3 separate regions of the Homo sapiens genome follow, and regions 1 and 3 are each linked to region 2. Evidence: chromatin loops called from intact Hi-C (ENCODE). Cell type or tissue: heart right ventricle. All regions are shown on one strand.

Region 1 (5,000 bases), 250 kb after region 2:
GTGCCAACTGGTGAGCTTTTCCACTAGGGTCACCAGGTGGGCACCTGGACTCATCATTGGAGAACACTGCCTGTCAGTATTTGCACGTGTTTTCTCTGGGGCTCATTCTGTTTCTTGAGAGATATTCCCACTACTCTCCTTCCTGGGAAACGGGCATACACAGGGCTTTTAGCCTATGCTGAGTACTCATGTGGTTTCAAAAATGGTGTCCCATCTGGGCAGAAGTCCCCATGAGCACTTGGCTTGACTGGCAAAGGACACCTTTTGCCCCTTCCTCCAGACATACCCAGCTCTGAGCTTGGACAATGCTCGAGGAACAATGAAAAGGCTAGATTTTAACTCCTAATTGCCCTCTTTAGCCAAGTGCCTCTGTGCAATGCACAACTGTAGGACCATATCCAGAGACCCTGGTCTATACTCAGTGTGCCCGAGTCCTGACCGCTGAGCAGGCAGCCTCATCACCCGTGAGTATTTAGACTTTCATTAAGTTGCTTCAACCTTTGCTGTGCCTGGTGTCCCTGAGTTGGAGCTGCTCTGATTTCTCCATGGAGTAGGAGCACAGTGGTCATCTGGCTGCATGGGAAGGACAGGGGACCTCAGAGCCAATAAATGCCCTGGTCTTCAGCCCCATGTCTCACCCCATCCCTCCTATTCCAATCCCCAAGCCTCTCCTGGAGGCCACAGGGCATCTCTGCTGACCACTCTGTGGCCTCCCCTCTGCAGGCATGTGGTTTTAGGATCCCCCTCCCTGCTCACTTTTCCATCAGTTCCATTCCTGCATAAATAGGTTGCTAGCTCTTGCTTACTGTTCTCTTCTGTATTCTGTGTTCATGGTTGTATTAATATAACTTTCATTCCTCTGCTCCTATTTTCATGGGGTTTCATGAGGGAAGAAACAGGCTCATGTGTTCAGTATACCATCTTGATCCATAAACCCCATTTGAGTTATCTCACAGGTTGCTTAGGGGGCTTGCTGCTCTGACTGGTTTGTGAACGTGCCCTGAGTCCAGCTGGGACTGCAGCAACATCCATCCTGTTGAGCTGTGGTCTGCTAAGTGATTTTGTGTAATGCTGTGCCAAGTGCAGGAGAGGGATACATAGCATGGCTAAGCTCTGCTTGAATGCCATGATTAGTTATTACCTTCCTTCCTTCCCCCTGGTTTTGCTGCCTATTGTCAGTAAATGATCTTAGATCTCCTGCCTCCCCAAAGATATAGTCTATGTGGTGGTCTGGGTTCTAGGTTTTCTTTACCACCCTTGCTTCACTTAAGAAACAGAAAACTGGCTAGGCACAGTAGTGGCTCACACCTATAATCCCAGCCCTTTGGGAGGCCAAGGCAGGAGGATCGCTTGAGGCCAGGAATTCAAGACCAGCCTGCACAACATAGCAAGACTCCATCTCTACAAAAAGTTAAATTTAAATTAGTGGTGGCATACACTTATAGTCCCAGCTACTCAGGAGGATGAGGCAGGAGAATTGTTTGAGCCCATGACTTTGAGGTTACTGTGAGCTATGATCCTGCTATTTTACTCCACCTGAGTGACAGAGCGAGACGCTGTCTCAAAAATAAAGAAACAAGTAGTCCACACAGGTGTTTGCCAGCAAACAAACAGCGCGGATTCTCTGTTGAACGTGGCCAACATTGCCTCGTCGAAGTTTGTATCTTGCCATAGTTGATGATCAGGTGGTCGGGGCTTCCTGGTCAGACCTGACCTTTGTGGGGAGATGTTCTCCCACCAAGGCTCAGAAGCAGGACACTCTTGCTGCCCCTCGGGCAGCCACCCAGAACATGGGCGTCTCCATTTCTGAGGTTCAGCATAGTTCCCCCCACCCTCTTCCCATGCAGTGCATGCCTGCTCTTTATCAGGATGGAACAGAGGGAAGGCAGAGGCACTGGGGGCAGCCTGTGTTGTTGATCTCTGTAAGTCACAGACTGTTCGAAAACCTCAGGAATTATGTAAGCGTTCAGTGCCTCATTTAAGAGATGAAAAACTGAAGATTAGAAAGAGGAAACGACTAGTCGCCCTGCTAGTTGATGACCTCCAGATAGCCATCTTCATTCCCAGTTAAGTTTACTACAAAACCACAGCCTCAGCTGCTGAAGCTAACCTCCCTACCCACCATCGCTAGGGACTCAGAACACCATGGAGCTCATCTCTCCAACAAAAGTCAGAATTAGCAAGTACAGATGTGTCTTACGAAAATGTCAGAATCCATCATGGCTGCTTTGGTGAGGAGCTGTTCTCCTTCCGTGGTCATGCCATTGGAAGGCAGTTGTATGACAAGAATGCTTTCACATGAGCTCCGATTTTCTTAACTCTCCAGAAGGACTTCAGAAGCCTCTGGAGTTTTGAGACACGGCCTCTCTCTCCCTTCTGCTTGGAGACACCTTCCTGGGGGTCTCCACTGCATTCCCCGCCGGTATTCCTCTGTGGAGCCTTGCGCCCTCAGGTCCCAGAAATGGGCTGTGTGGGAGCTTCCAGTCAGCCTGGTATCTCGGGACCTTCTCAGCCAGGAAATGAGACTGCACAAAGCCCTGTGAGGCCCAGCTGTGTTATTTCTCCTTCCCCGACATTGCATAATCACTGCTGACACAGCATTTGGGGAAGATTTAACGTCTTGGGCCAGCAGCTGCCATCTGGAACCATCACCACATAGCAGGTTGTTCTGTCCCATCCAACTGATGAGGGGGCTGCCCTAATGACAAGGTCCAGGACCTGGGTTGGGTGGTGGAAGGCTGGGAGCTGGAGTGGGCATTATTGTGCTTCTGTGCTGAAAATTGCTATGGCTCTTTTCCCCTAACAGCCAGCGTGGGAGAACCAAACATGAGACACAAGCATCCCCTTGAGCTCCACAGATCTTGCGCCTTGCTCTCATCAGGCATTTCCTTGGAAAACAGCAGTCAGCAGCTCATGGAAGTGAGCCCGGTGCACAGACTTTGCATGGACTTTGCACAGGTTCCATTTCCATCGTGTGCAGACACCTGTATCTTTGGGCTCCACGTGAGCACCTGCCCTCTTCACTCTGATTTTTTTTTTAAGAGACAGCATCTTACTCTGTCACCGAGGCTGGAGTACAGTGGTGTGATCACAGCTCACTGCAGCCTGAAACTCCTGGGCTCAGGCAATCCTCCTGCCTCAGCCTCCCAAGTAGCTGGTAGTACAGGTGCATGCCACCACGCCCACCTAATTTTTTTATCTTTTATAGATACAGGTCTCACTGTTGCTCAGGCTGGTCTCGAACTCCTGGCCTCAAGTGATCCTCCTGCCTTGGCCTACCAAAATGCTGGGATTATAGGCATGAACCACTGTGCCTGGCCTTCACTCTGATTTTTCTTAAGAGTCCTACAGGACCTTCAGGTCTTGTCACTTCTCTACCATTGTGTGTGAGACAGGGCATGGGGTGAGCTTGGTCAGGTGTGGGTCAAAAGCCTGGAGACTCAGAGCTGCTGGTTCCCCAAGAGCCCACAAAAGTTATCAGAGTTTCTGAGCTGAGTGTTCTGCAGTTGCCAGACCCCACAATGCTGGGAATACTGGCTTCTTTGTGTTTAGAACTTGTTCTGAGAACCTTGATGAGAACACATCAAGCAAGCAGTTCCTCCCAGCCAGGGCTGGAGCAACATGCCAAAAAACATTCTTGTCTATGGGAAAAAGACAACCAGTATTTTGTACTGTTTGACCAAGTTGTTTTTAAATATACACATGCCTCAACAATCCACGGCCTCAATCGCACTGCTAATTTGTTTAAATCCCTGACACTCAGATGTCAAGAATAGCTTCATCTAGCAGTGTTCTCTTTAAAGGAACCCTTTTTTTTGTTTTCATTTTAATCACTGCCTTCTTCTCTGGGAGGTATTGTGGGCTAGAGAAAGAAGTCAGGTTTGGGAGTCAGCCAGATTTAGATTGGAGTCCCAGCTCTGTCACCAGATCTCTGGGTGATCTTGGCAAACTAACTTCTGAGCTTCTGTGCATTATAGGCATTCAGCACATATTTGTTGGATGAAAAATACTTTTCTTGAAAGTTTATGAAGTTGTAGGATGCCCAGCAGCCCCCTTTTCTCTATTTCCTTCCTCTTGAAGCAAGCGTTGACTATACCTCTTTCCCTAACCCTTAGTGTACCATAGCTTCTTCCAACCTCTCTCCAATCCATTACTTTTTTCTGAGCTACCCTGTCTCAAATCTAACTCAGGCCTTTTTGCAAGAGGAAGTTTAAGCCATTGTTTACTCATTAACTCACTTGACCCTTAGAACAATCGTGGGAGGTGTTTATTTCGGAAAGGAAGCTAAAGCACAGGACAGAAAAATAAGGTCATAGCGTGAACTAGTAAGTAGCAGAACTGGGAACATAGGACTGTTATTTTCAAACACTCTAAACTTCACTGCAGTTGCAAATTTGCAACCAAAATGGCCGCCTTGAAAGGGTCTTTTGCAGTAAAATCTCAGTGTCCAACATCAAAGACAGTTCTTCAGGGCCTCCAATTAACTATACATCCTGCCCCCAGCTGCTCATCTCTGCACCTCTAACACGTACTTCACAGAGTAGGAAATTGGGCTTTCTCCTTCAAAAAGAAAAGTAGAGAAGGCCTGAGGGCAGTGTAATTAAAATGGAGAAGTAGAGACCACGAATTACTTGGATGAATTCATAACTGGTTGGTCTCTGAGGCAGGGATTATTATTTTTCCTGTATTTTAAGCTTAAAAGTAGTGATTTTTGCATTGTTACAAAAAACAAAATAGCAAAATATCATTTGATACTTGTATTCTGTTTGCAATAGCTACCACTTCCTTTAGCCCCAGCAAAAATCAATAGGTGTGTATTCTCTACAAGCCCATGCTGTGCCAGAATGCCAGTATTGCTAAATGTCATGCAAGGATTTAGACACTTTTTTAAAGGAAACTCTGGGAGTGCCTGTTGTCTGGAGAGTTGACATTGTCCAAAGCAGGCCAACACTGGTATGGGTATGGAGAACCCACGTCCTAGCTGTGGCTCACCTGCAGAT
Region 2 (5,000 bases):
TTCCTCCAGAGTTGATTTTATTTGCTACTGCCAGGCGAGTAGGGACCTTTCATTCTGGGACCACTAAATCCAAGTTCAAGGCTTGAGTTTCCCTGGTCTACTAAGATGACTTTGAACTGGGCTGCAAGTCTACACAAGGTCCAGGTTTACTTCTGGTTCATTTTTAATAGGGTGAAGGCTTTAGGAGCTCAGCAAAAGGGTGAATGAACCCTATCAGAATCTCTACCTCTGCAGGCCCCAGACTTTGGCCTTTGTCTCCCCAGCCCAGTGAGGCTGCCAAAAGCAAAGATGTTTTACAGCTATTCCTTCCAAATTGGCAAATGTTCTGTGGGCAAAAGCAGATCTGAACACAGCACTGACTGCCCTGGGTTTTCATTCTTTCCCAAGTTGTGGCCCGGTGTGCCTCACATTCTTTTGTTAATACTTTTATGCCTTTAAAATGCTTTAAATATTTTGTCCTTAGTGGGAGGTTTGGTCCCAATTATCTAGTTGGCCATTACCTGGAAATCTTCCTTGCCTGCCTCTCCTGTCTCATATCTGGCTACTCCTCTCATTCCCCCCACCGCACCACCACCCAACTCCAGCCATATCAGAAATGACTTTCCGTTCCTCAAGTTAAACCCCCTTGCTTTTTGTACAGCATACATTCCTGTGGGCTCTGAGAAGCTAAGCAAGGTGTCCCATATTACATGCTAGTAGAATGGGGCAGAGCCAGGATCCAAAGCCAGGATTTAAAACTGGGCTCCCGGATTTATAGCCCCGCTCCTACTGCCCCATCACACCACCTCTCAGGAGTCCTGAGAATAAAAGTTTCCATCCCAAGGGAACACAGTACTTCTATTTCCTGAGAAAAATCTGCACATTAAAACACCATTCTGCCAGGCTCAAAATGCTAACAGAAAGACATGTTCACAATGACAGCTTTTAGAATGATGCGAACTCTAGTCAAGCCCTCTGGAGGACTTGGTCCTGGAATGTCATATTTGGAAGTGACCACTGGAGGTCTGCAGCCCAGCTGCCCGTTCCATGCAGGAGGCCATCCTGTAGCATTCCTGAGAGCAAGGGCTAGGCCTTGGCTTGAATTGCACAGATGGGAGTCCCACTTTATGGATTCTGTCTGCCTCCTCCCTGCCTACCTGTCTGTCAAGTGAAATTTGATGGACCCATCCTTACCATTCAGGTGGGGCTGTCTGGGCCATTTGGAAGCCGCACCATGACGCTGCTGTTTCCCCCAGGAGCTGGAGGCTCGGGTGCCAGAAGGTCAGCATCTCTTTGAGAACCTCCTTCGTCTCGGGCCAGCAAGGGGGACCTCGGATGAGCTGGAAGATCTGCGCTACCAGTGGATGCTGTACAAGTCCAAGCTGAAGGACTCTGGCCACCTGCTGGTAGGTGCCAAGGATGTGCAGGTCCCAGATTCCAGGGACAGGACTATAGCTGGGCCGTATTTGCCTGGGGATACAGTGCTAAGCCTGCATCCACCCTGCCCTGTGCATTCACACACCAGACAGTGGTGACCACTCAGGCAGAGGACAGGGACACTCATGGGTTCTGGGCACTTAGGTGACGCCATTTGGCCATCCAACCACCTCATGAGGCTGAAGTCCCAGTCAGGACAGCAGTGACCTCATAATTAATGTGTAAGGAGTGCTTCCTATCTCCCAAGCCGAGGGCCCTGTGTGCACCGTCCCATTCAGTCTGTACGGTTCCCCTCTGCTCAAGTCATTGTATCTCCAGACTGCAGAGGGGAGCTGAGACTCCAAGCAGTGAAAAACCTTGCCCGAGGCCGCGTGGGTGGTCAGTGGCAGAGCCAGCCTGCAGACACACCCGTGTGTTGTAGGCGTGACCTGGGGAAGCACTGGAGTGGCATCAGGAGCCCTGGGGTCCAGCCCCATGTCTCTAACTTGCCCTGTGTCTTAGTTGAGCAAGCACCTTCCTTTTCGGGGGCCCCTGTGTCTCCTCACACCAAATAATAATAATAATAATAATAATAATAATAATAATAATAATAATAGCAAAACTAGTAATGATCATAACCTTTGCTCAATGCTATGTCCTTATAACAGCCCTTTAAAGGAGGTGCTGTTATATGCCCTGTGAACCAATGAGGAAACTGAGGCACGGACATTAAGTTTCCTAGGTCCCTAAGTCTGAGGAGGGTGGTGAGCTGGCCCTTAAGGGCCCTTTCAGCCTCAGACCCCAGCCCCAAGCTGGGCGCCCCAGGCTTTCCTGGCCCGGGAGCAGCCGAGACGGCCACTAGGTGTCAGCCCAGCCCAAGCCAGGTTGGCCATGGCCCCCGCCGGCCTTGGCCACGGCCTTTCCAGACAGAATCCCAGCTGGGCCTGAAGTGTGTTAAAAAGCTCATTAAATCGAATCATCTGCTGGCTCAGGCTGTCCAGATGACCAGAAGTTTTAAAGAAACACTCCCCTGACAAAACGAATATTCCATTACAGGCTCTGTTGGGATTTAAGTTTCACTCACTTAACTTATTTTTTTCCCCCCTTTTCCTCTCCTTCCCTAAAATAACAGACACAAAGTTCTCCAGGGGAGCCGACTGGATTCCAAAAGGTACAGTGTCTGCCATCTGCTCCACACGGCTAGCAGGCAGGGTGCCTGGAGGGTTGGTGGGCCCGTGACACTGGGGCAAGACTCGTGGGCTTTCTGGAAGGTTCCAGGAAGACCAAAGAACATTTATGGGGGATCAACTCTGGGCTGCGCTGTGCTGGGCCCCAGGATTCTTGATTTCAAGAAGCCCCAGGCTTGGGGGGAGGCTGGCAGGGTGTGCAGAGTCCTCCGCTGGGACAGGCACATAGCAGAGAGGGGATCTTGGAGTTCACCCTCCTAAATCAGGACACGCTGGGGAGTGGACAAAGATGCTACCAATGATTATGCTGTGACAGCAGGTGTGAACCGGGACTGTCCCAGGAAACCTGGGTTGTTGCGGGCAAACTGGACGGTGTGGCCACCCTGGTGATGGAGAGTCTATGGGGCTCGGTAGGGACAGGAGAGGGAGGGATTGTGCCTTTGAGTTCTACTAGGCAGGTGTTTCCACTTACCCTACTGAGCCGTGCTCAGAGTCACTCCCAGGGTCTTTGCAGGCTGAAGCAATAACAATAACAGCAGTAATAACGACAACAATGAGTAATAGGTATGATTATTACTCGAGATGCTATGTATTGGCCATCCACTGTGTGTGCCAGGAACTGTGCTAAGTTGTGGTTAGGGCCTCTCCTGTAACTCTCCCAGTGACACCTAGGAGGCAGTATAATCTCAACTTTCAGCGCGAGGAAACAGAAGGGGCAAGCCTGAAGTGACTTGTTCAAGGAAGGCCTCAGCCCCTCAGTGGTCTCTGGCCTCTGAATCCAAAACTCATGTTGTTAAACTTCCACGTTGTGACTTGGAGAAGACTTCCCTGGGGCCTGGGGTGTCTCCCCATTTCTGGAAAAGCCAAGTGTAAATCGGTGTCTCCTAGTGCCACTGTTTCCAAGGGAATGAATGCTGTGTTTTCCTGCTAGGCATTGGCCCGTAATGACACGAGCCTCCTCCGGCATGCTCTGATCCAAGGAGCTCTGAGTTCCTTGAGATCTCTCATTCTTTGGAATCTGTGTTTCCTAGAAATCTGTGATTTCTTCTTGGCCTCTGGCTGGTGTCATAAGTAACATCTATAGGAGAGTGGGTAACCAATGGACTGGGCAGGGCAGTCACAAAATCAAGGCTGGGCTCTGGGCCCAATACCAACTGGCTTTGTGGCTTCGAGGGAGTTGTTTGGCCCCTTGGGGTTCACTTTCCCCATCTATAAAATGGAGCTTTTTTTTTTTTTTCCTTTGAGACAGAGTCTCCTGTCACACAGGCTGGAGTGCAATGGCACAATCTCAGCTCACTGCAACCTCTGCCTCCCAGGTTCAAGCAATTTTCCTGCCTCAGCCTCCCAAGTAGCTGGGATTACAGGCATGCGCTACCACACCCGGCTAATTTTTGTATTTTCAGTAGAGACGGGGTTTCACCATGTTGGCCAGGCTAGTCTCAAACTCCTGACCTCAGGTGATCCACCCTCTTCGGCCTCCCAAAGTGCTGGGATTACAGGCATGAGCCACTGCACCCAGCCTAAAATGGAACTATTAATGGCAACCTTATTTACTTCATGAACTTATTTTGAAGATCGTGTGAACTGTTGTATATGAAAGTAGAAATGCTTCTGATCACTTAAGCCCTGCCCCCAACACCCCCCAGTTTAGAATAACAAACACACTTCTCATGAGAAAGGGAAAATCATCAGGAAAGGACAGGTGCTCTACACAGGCCAGCCTGGTGGGTCCTGGTGGGAGACGGGGGACCTAGGACCTTGTGTCCAGACCGACTCTAGCTCCTGCACTTTAAGCCTCTCTCTGGTTGGAAGCCCCCACCTATGCAGCCCCTAGGCCAGGATCCATGTGGGTGTCAAGTCTGGTCCCCCTGGTGTCTAGCCATGGTGCCTAGCACATAGTAAGTGCACACTAAATGTTTTTGAGTAGTGACATTTGCTGGCTAACACCAGCCCTCCAGCACAGCCTCAGGTTCCTACAACCTGTAATTAATGTGTTACTGTGGTATGTTCACAGCCATAGCGTTCATTGCTGTCTCTACCCTCCCTCCCTCCCTCCCTTCTTTCCTTCCTTCCTTCCTTCCTTCCTTCCTTCCTTAGTTCTGACTGTGCCAAGATCAGTGAACAGAAGAGCAGTGACCTGTCCTGTAGACTGTACATCCTGCTTGGGTGGAGAGAGGGGGATGGGACCAGAGCGCACATGTCCAGCTGATGTTGCTCAGTAGCACAGTGGGAATCTCTGGGTCAGAGAGCTCTGAAGGTCACACCACTTGTGATCCATGTAGCCCTGAGGTGTATCTTGTCTATGACCAGAAGACGTTGGGCACAGCTTGGTGGGGTATGCAAAGACGGAAAGCCCTAAATGACTAAAGAATCTGCTTACTTGGGCTATGTTTAAAACAATTGGATGTGTAAAAATCT
Region 3 (5,000 bases), 330 kb after region 2:
AAAGAGACAACACATCCCTGTTTTGCAGATGAGGGGACTCACACTTAGAGAGTCGAATGGGCTCCTGTCAGGTCACCTAACTGTTCATCTGGGAGAGTCAGGAGTGTGTCCAAGGCCTCCCAGGATGATCTTGAGGTGGACTGGAGGCGCAGTCATAACAACCACGTAAACTGGCAACTTGGGGGCAGTGGCAGTAGCAGGGAGGTAGGGAGAAATGTGGGAAGTCCATGTTAGAGTTGAGATTTTAGACCTCATGGAATATGAAGTGGAAATGTTCAGATAATTGAGGCTGTAGGATTCAGATACGGTTTTGTAGAGTAGTCGCCATACGGAAGCTCTGAGAATGGATGAGATTTCCAAGAGGTGGTTGCAGGAAGAAAGTATCAGAGGCTTGGACAAGTGTGGCATAGGCAATAGGATAGGATACTCTGTTAGACAAGACAGAGGTGACTTTCTATTACAAAACTCGTCCATTTGTCTGCTCAGAAACCTTCTACTCCTTATTTCTGCAGAAAGAATGATCACTCCCTCAGCCTGCTGTTCAGGCCCTTTCAGCCCTGATGCGTTTTGGATCCTAAGCAGGTGGAAGCCCCTTGCAGCTCATTGGACAGACTCCACGCTCAGACCCCCAGCCTTGGGGCCCTTGCTCTGTCCTTCCTTCTGCAGAGGGCTTGCCTCCATCTCTACCTGTCCAGAATTTTGCCCCATATTTGAGACCTTACGTAGCTCTTTCTTCATCCTGCCCACCATTTCTGTCAACTTGGAATGTGATTTCCCTCCCATGAGTCCACGTTGTACTTTATCCTCTTCTTGGCGCTTGTGATGCTTTGTTCTCTTAGCTTGGAAAGGGAAGCTAGCATTTATTTCAGCCTGCTACGTTTCAGGCAGAGAGGGAGAGTACTTTTGGCTATAGTGGTCACACGTACCCTCCTTTTCCCTGCTAGCCTGTGTGTCACGAGGACTGCCCCTCTGTCCTGCTGCCATCGTTCCCTCAGGGTTGCCCAATCGAGTGCCTCTCATATGGGGGGTGTCTATTAAACAATAGTTGAGTTACATGGGAAGAGGGCTAATGAAGTACTTAATAATAAGGAACCGAGCTTTATGAAAATGAAAATGGGATTGACAATTCTAGACCCTAGTTTCCAAGTACTAACTTGACAGAAATGCAATGATGTGAGAAATTAAGAAGGAGATAGAGGCATTAGGAAAAACAGACCGGAGTAGAGGGTAAGATAGTAAAGCTGTTCCATTAATGTGAATAAACAGAAACCTTTTGGTTCATTTTTTTTAAGTTGAATAAAAGTGTCTTGAAATGGCTGTAAAACAAAGGAATAATATTTGAGAGAGCATTACAGTTGAAATCCCGTTTGTGGCTTCGATTCTAGGAATATAACATTGTTTCAGTTTTGTTCGGTGCCAGTTTTCACTTTGCAGCTAGAGCTGATGGCATCCTCCCCCCATTTCATTGAAAATATTGTGACATCTTGACTTTTTCTATGGGTTCTTTTCTACTTTGGTAATTCCAGTTAGCAGTTTGCATTTTATATCATCAGGTTGTATTTTCAAGGCTTTGATATTGTCTGAAGTGTTTCTTCTCAGTCATTCATAAGGAGTATGCATAGTTATATACATTATTTTTTCTGCTCTGCATCTTATATTCAGAAATATTTACACCAAAAAAGCATAGAATATGTGGGAATTTAATATTCTTTTTATAACATGAATGGGTAGAAAAACTGTAGAGCCCTTATAATTAATTGATGACATATAATTAATTGATTAATTTTAAGAACATTTAACTGAGGATATGTTAATATGCCTTGAATGAATTCCAGCAGTGATCATTTATGGATAAGTATCCTAATATTTTCTGCTAAAGGTCAGCAACTGTAATCTGTATCGCCTTGGAAAAAAGAAGGGACTACCCAGCCGCATGGTGGTGTCAATATTTGATCCCCCTGTGAATTGGCTTCCTCCTGGTTATGTAGTAAATCAAGACAAAAGCAACACAGATAAATGGGAAAAAGATGAAATGGTAAGTTTGTGTGTGTGTGTGTGTGTGTGTGTGTGTGTGTGTGTGTGTAACTGGAGGGATTTACTTTTCGGTGAGCCAAATAATTTGTTTTATTAATTTTTTGTTTCATTTTCTTGGTATGTTTATAATAGAGTAGATATTTGATATATTTAATTAATTCCTTTAATTACACTGTCTTTTCACTGAATTCAGAAATAGTATTATAATTTTGATGGAGGCAAATTTCTATTTTTATTATTTCTTTTCCAAAGGCATAAGAGTATGTGATGTTTTGACTTTGAGTTTTGCTCTTCTTTAAAAAAATTTCACTTTGCTGTTATTACAATTTATCCTAGATCCTTAGCTCTGTTCAGTGAAATGACTTTTCAGTGACCTGTGATCTCCAGTCTGTCTGTGAAATAATTAATTTCAGTAAAATCTTGCTTTTGTAGCTCAGGGTTTTCCCAGTCAGGACTCCTGTGAACTTAAAAAAAAAAAATCATCCATAAAGATTGTTATTTTCTGGAAATAATTTAAATCTTGCCAGTGACTTAAGAAGACTCCAAATATCAGCAACAGCCACTTCATTTTGTCTTGTCTTGAAGGCCACCAGAGGGCACTTGGGAGGGCCTCCAAACTGCAGGAACCAGCGCAGTGGTGGTTGACTGGGAGAGTTCTAGTGCCTCTTCCGAAGTTAAAGGCAATGCTTCAGACAGTTTCATTTCTTGGAGATTTATTTTGCATTAAAAATAAATTGGCTCATTGTTACTTCATTTTTACCTCAGGCCAACAATGATAATACCGTTTTTTTCTTTCAAAGGTTATATTTTTAAATATCCATTTTCTCCATGTCTTCTTTGTGATGCATGTATCCTATATATCTGCCTTTAAGTATTTCCAGGTAGCATGTTCAGTGACACTATTTGGATTTTTACCTATTTATTGAGGATGTTTTTAACTCATGTAGTATTTGTCTTATTACAGAATTAGAACTTATTTGGAAAAGCATTAAGGGAATATTTTAATGCAAGTTAGGTCCGAACAATTATTTGTTATTAATTTAGAAATATGTAGAACCTTAGAGGAAAATGTATAGATTTTCAACTTTAGAAATGGTATGGTATTTCTATGAATAACATTCCAGTAACAGTCATCCTCCTTTGTTAATACCGTTTCATAATGTTTTTGGCTCTTTTTAAAAACTTGTAGCATGAAGGTGACATTGGCATGTCATTGATTTTTTTTTTAAGATACAACACAAAGTTCAATTTATTTTTCTTAATGTTTCTGATGGCACTTTGGTTATTGGAATTCATTAGAAATACTGTTCAGATTTTTATTTAGTAAGTTACTTTTATTGAAATATAGGCCCTTGCATTATATTGAAAAGATACACTGTGGTTTTGGCTGGTTGCATTGCCATTCTCCCTACCTTGCTCTGGCCCTTCAGCAAATGGGCTTAAGTGGAAACCTTTGCATGCTAAAACGCCTCTTAATAGACGAGAGTATCAAAGTTGACTTGAATGATATAGAAAAGGATTTCATGTGGCTGTTTTTTCTTAAAAGGCTTGAAGTGCTCTTGAAAAACATTTTATGAGACAGAACCCCACTCTTTTGTAGATGAAGCATCTGAAACCCAGAGGCACTAAAAGGCTTTGCCCAGGATCACACAGTTTGTGATAAAAGTCAGCCCTTTGTGATTTTTGTGCTCTGCCACTTTTGGCTTATGGTGGCACCTTTCTAAAGATACAGAAGGTTTTTTTCAATAAAAAAAAAATATTGTCTGATTTTTTAAAAATCGCAGTTTGGCCCTCTTTTTCTTAAGGACCAATCAAAAACATCTTCATGTTGCCTTGGAAAGTCTAAGATTGTTAGCAGGAAATGTTCCTTGAGGTCTGCCGCTACAGTTGCTTTTGGTGTTCCTTATTCTTGAAAAGGTGTTTCTTTCTTAATTAAAAAAATGAAAAGATAAATAGTTAGAGATATGGCTTGGCTTACTGCTATTTCTTTTCAGACAAATGTAGTGTTTATATCTTGAGTCTAGTTTAAAATATTTGTAGTATTTAAAAAATGCTTGAAGGTTGCAACTTTTTTTTGTCAGAACACTGGAAAGTTGTTACAATCAACATTGATGCACACCCTTCGTCTTCCCCCTTCACAAGTTTTTTGGTTTTTTAAAAACTTGCATAACAGAAATTTGGCATCTTTCTAGGATTGCAAAGAAGTTACATCATTACTGAAATCTAGCCCATTATTAAGGTTGTCACTCACAAATAAGCTTTTGCCAAAGAAATTGGAATTAGCAAAGATCTTTTGACAGAAATTGGATTGTTGTGTTTCATGTTAGTCTAAATTTTCTTCCATTTTTGTCAGTTATGCTATAATCTGTTCCCCTGATTACCGTAGTTCAGAGTGGAGGGAAAAAACGTAACTTCTCAAATTCATAGCTTAGTGCAGTGATCACTTTTATTTTTTAAGGAAAGCAGTGTAGTTTTTTTGTGGCAAGTATACTTTGAAGTGGAAATAGGGACAAAAAGCTTTATTATAAAATCCTATTGTACATTTTAAAAAATGATTTTATCTGTTTTTATATTATATTCTTAATTGCAAAGGTAATGCTTTTCTACATCTGGAATTTCGTTTTATTAGTTTGAAAATCTTTTTGAAAATCAAATTACCACATTTTCAAATTTTGTCAGCAAAATTGAAGATCTGTGTGATCAGCATATGAGTGCTTTCATTGTGTGTCCTACCAGAGTTAGACGACTTAGTTGAAGTTTTGCATTGTGGACATTAATTTTAACTTTATATCCATGTTCAAAGTCCTTAACTTAAAGCTTCATACTGGATAAAGGTCATTTTATAACTTAGAAAACGAACATTCAAAGAACATGTTTTACTTTGTTTATATGATTAAATAACTTATTTTATGTTAATTGAAAACAAATGGCCATGATTTTAAAGTTGCCTTTTAGTATTTGTGGTT

What was found. A loop is a pair of places that touch in the nucleus more often than their neighbours do. Peaks named below come from ENCODE experiments on the same cell type or tissue, not always from the same donor. Only the 100,000 strongest peaks of a DNase experiment are listed, where the experiment ranks them.
Region 1: a loop joins it to region 2, with 2.2 times the contacts of the local background. A loop is called at or near these places in 10 of 110 quality-filtered maps.
Region 3: a loop joins it to region 2, with 4 times the contacts of the local background. A loop is called at or near these places in 48 of 110 quality-filtered maps.

What each region holds. Positions count from the first base shown.
Region 1 is chr14:95,183,147-95,188,146 of GRCh38, reverse strand. It overlaps CLMN (calmin), which reads left to right. Exons shown (of 13, transcript NM_024734.4): 13 at 1-5,000. Among named protein-coding and RNA genes, the nearest start is that of DICER1-AS1, 28 kb to the right of the region's middle. In heart right ventricle, no CTCF peak of the experiment used is centred here; DNase peaks (open chromatin) are centred at 1,766, 2,123, 2,576 and 3,596; H3K4me3 peaks cover 381 bases; H3K27ac peaks cover 4,767 bases; H3K27me3 peaks cover 725 bases.
Region 2 is chr14:95,429,645-95,434,644 of GRCh38, reverse strand. It overlaps SYNE3 (spectrin repeat containing nuclear envelope family member 3), which reads left to right. Exons shown (of 18, transcript NM_152592.6): 16 at 1,236-1,385; 17 at 2,528-2,566. Among named protein-coding and RNA genes, the nearest start is that of SYNE3-AS1, 84 kb to the left of the region's middle. RefSeq lists an enhancer at 3,032-3,171. In heart right ventricle, CTCF peaks have their summits at 2,248 (motif pointing right), 3,046 and 3,246; DNase peaks (open chromatin) are centred at 2,285, 2,669 and 3,257; H3K27ac peaks cover 358 bases.
Region 3 is chr14:95,096,815-95,101,814 of GRCh38, reverse strand. DICER1 (dicer 1, ribonuclease III) reads left to right here. Exons shown (of 27, transcript NM_177438.3): 22 at 1,880-2,035. Among named protein-coding and RNA genes, the nearest start is that of MIR3173, 39 kb to the left of the region's middle. In heart right ventricle, CTCF peaks have their summits at 2,433 and 2,633 (motif pointing right); a DNase peak (open chromatin) is centred at 2,654.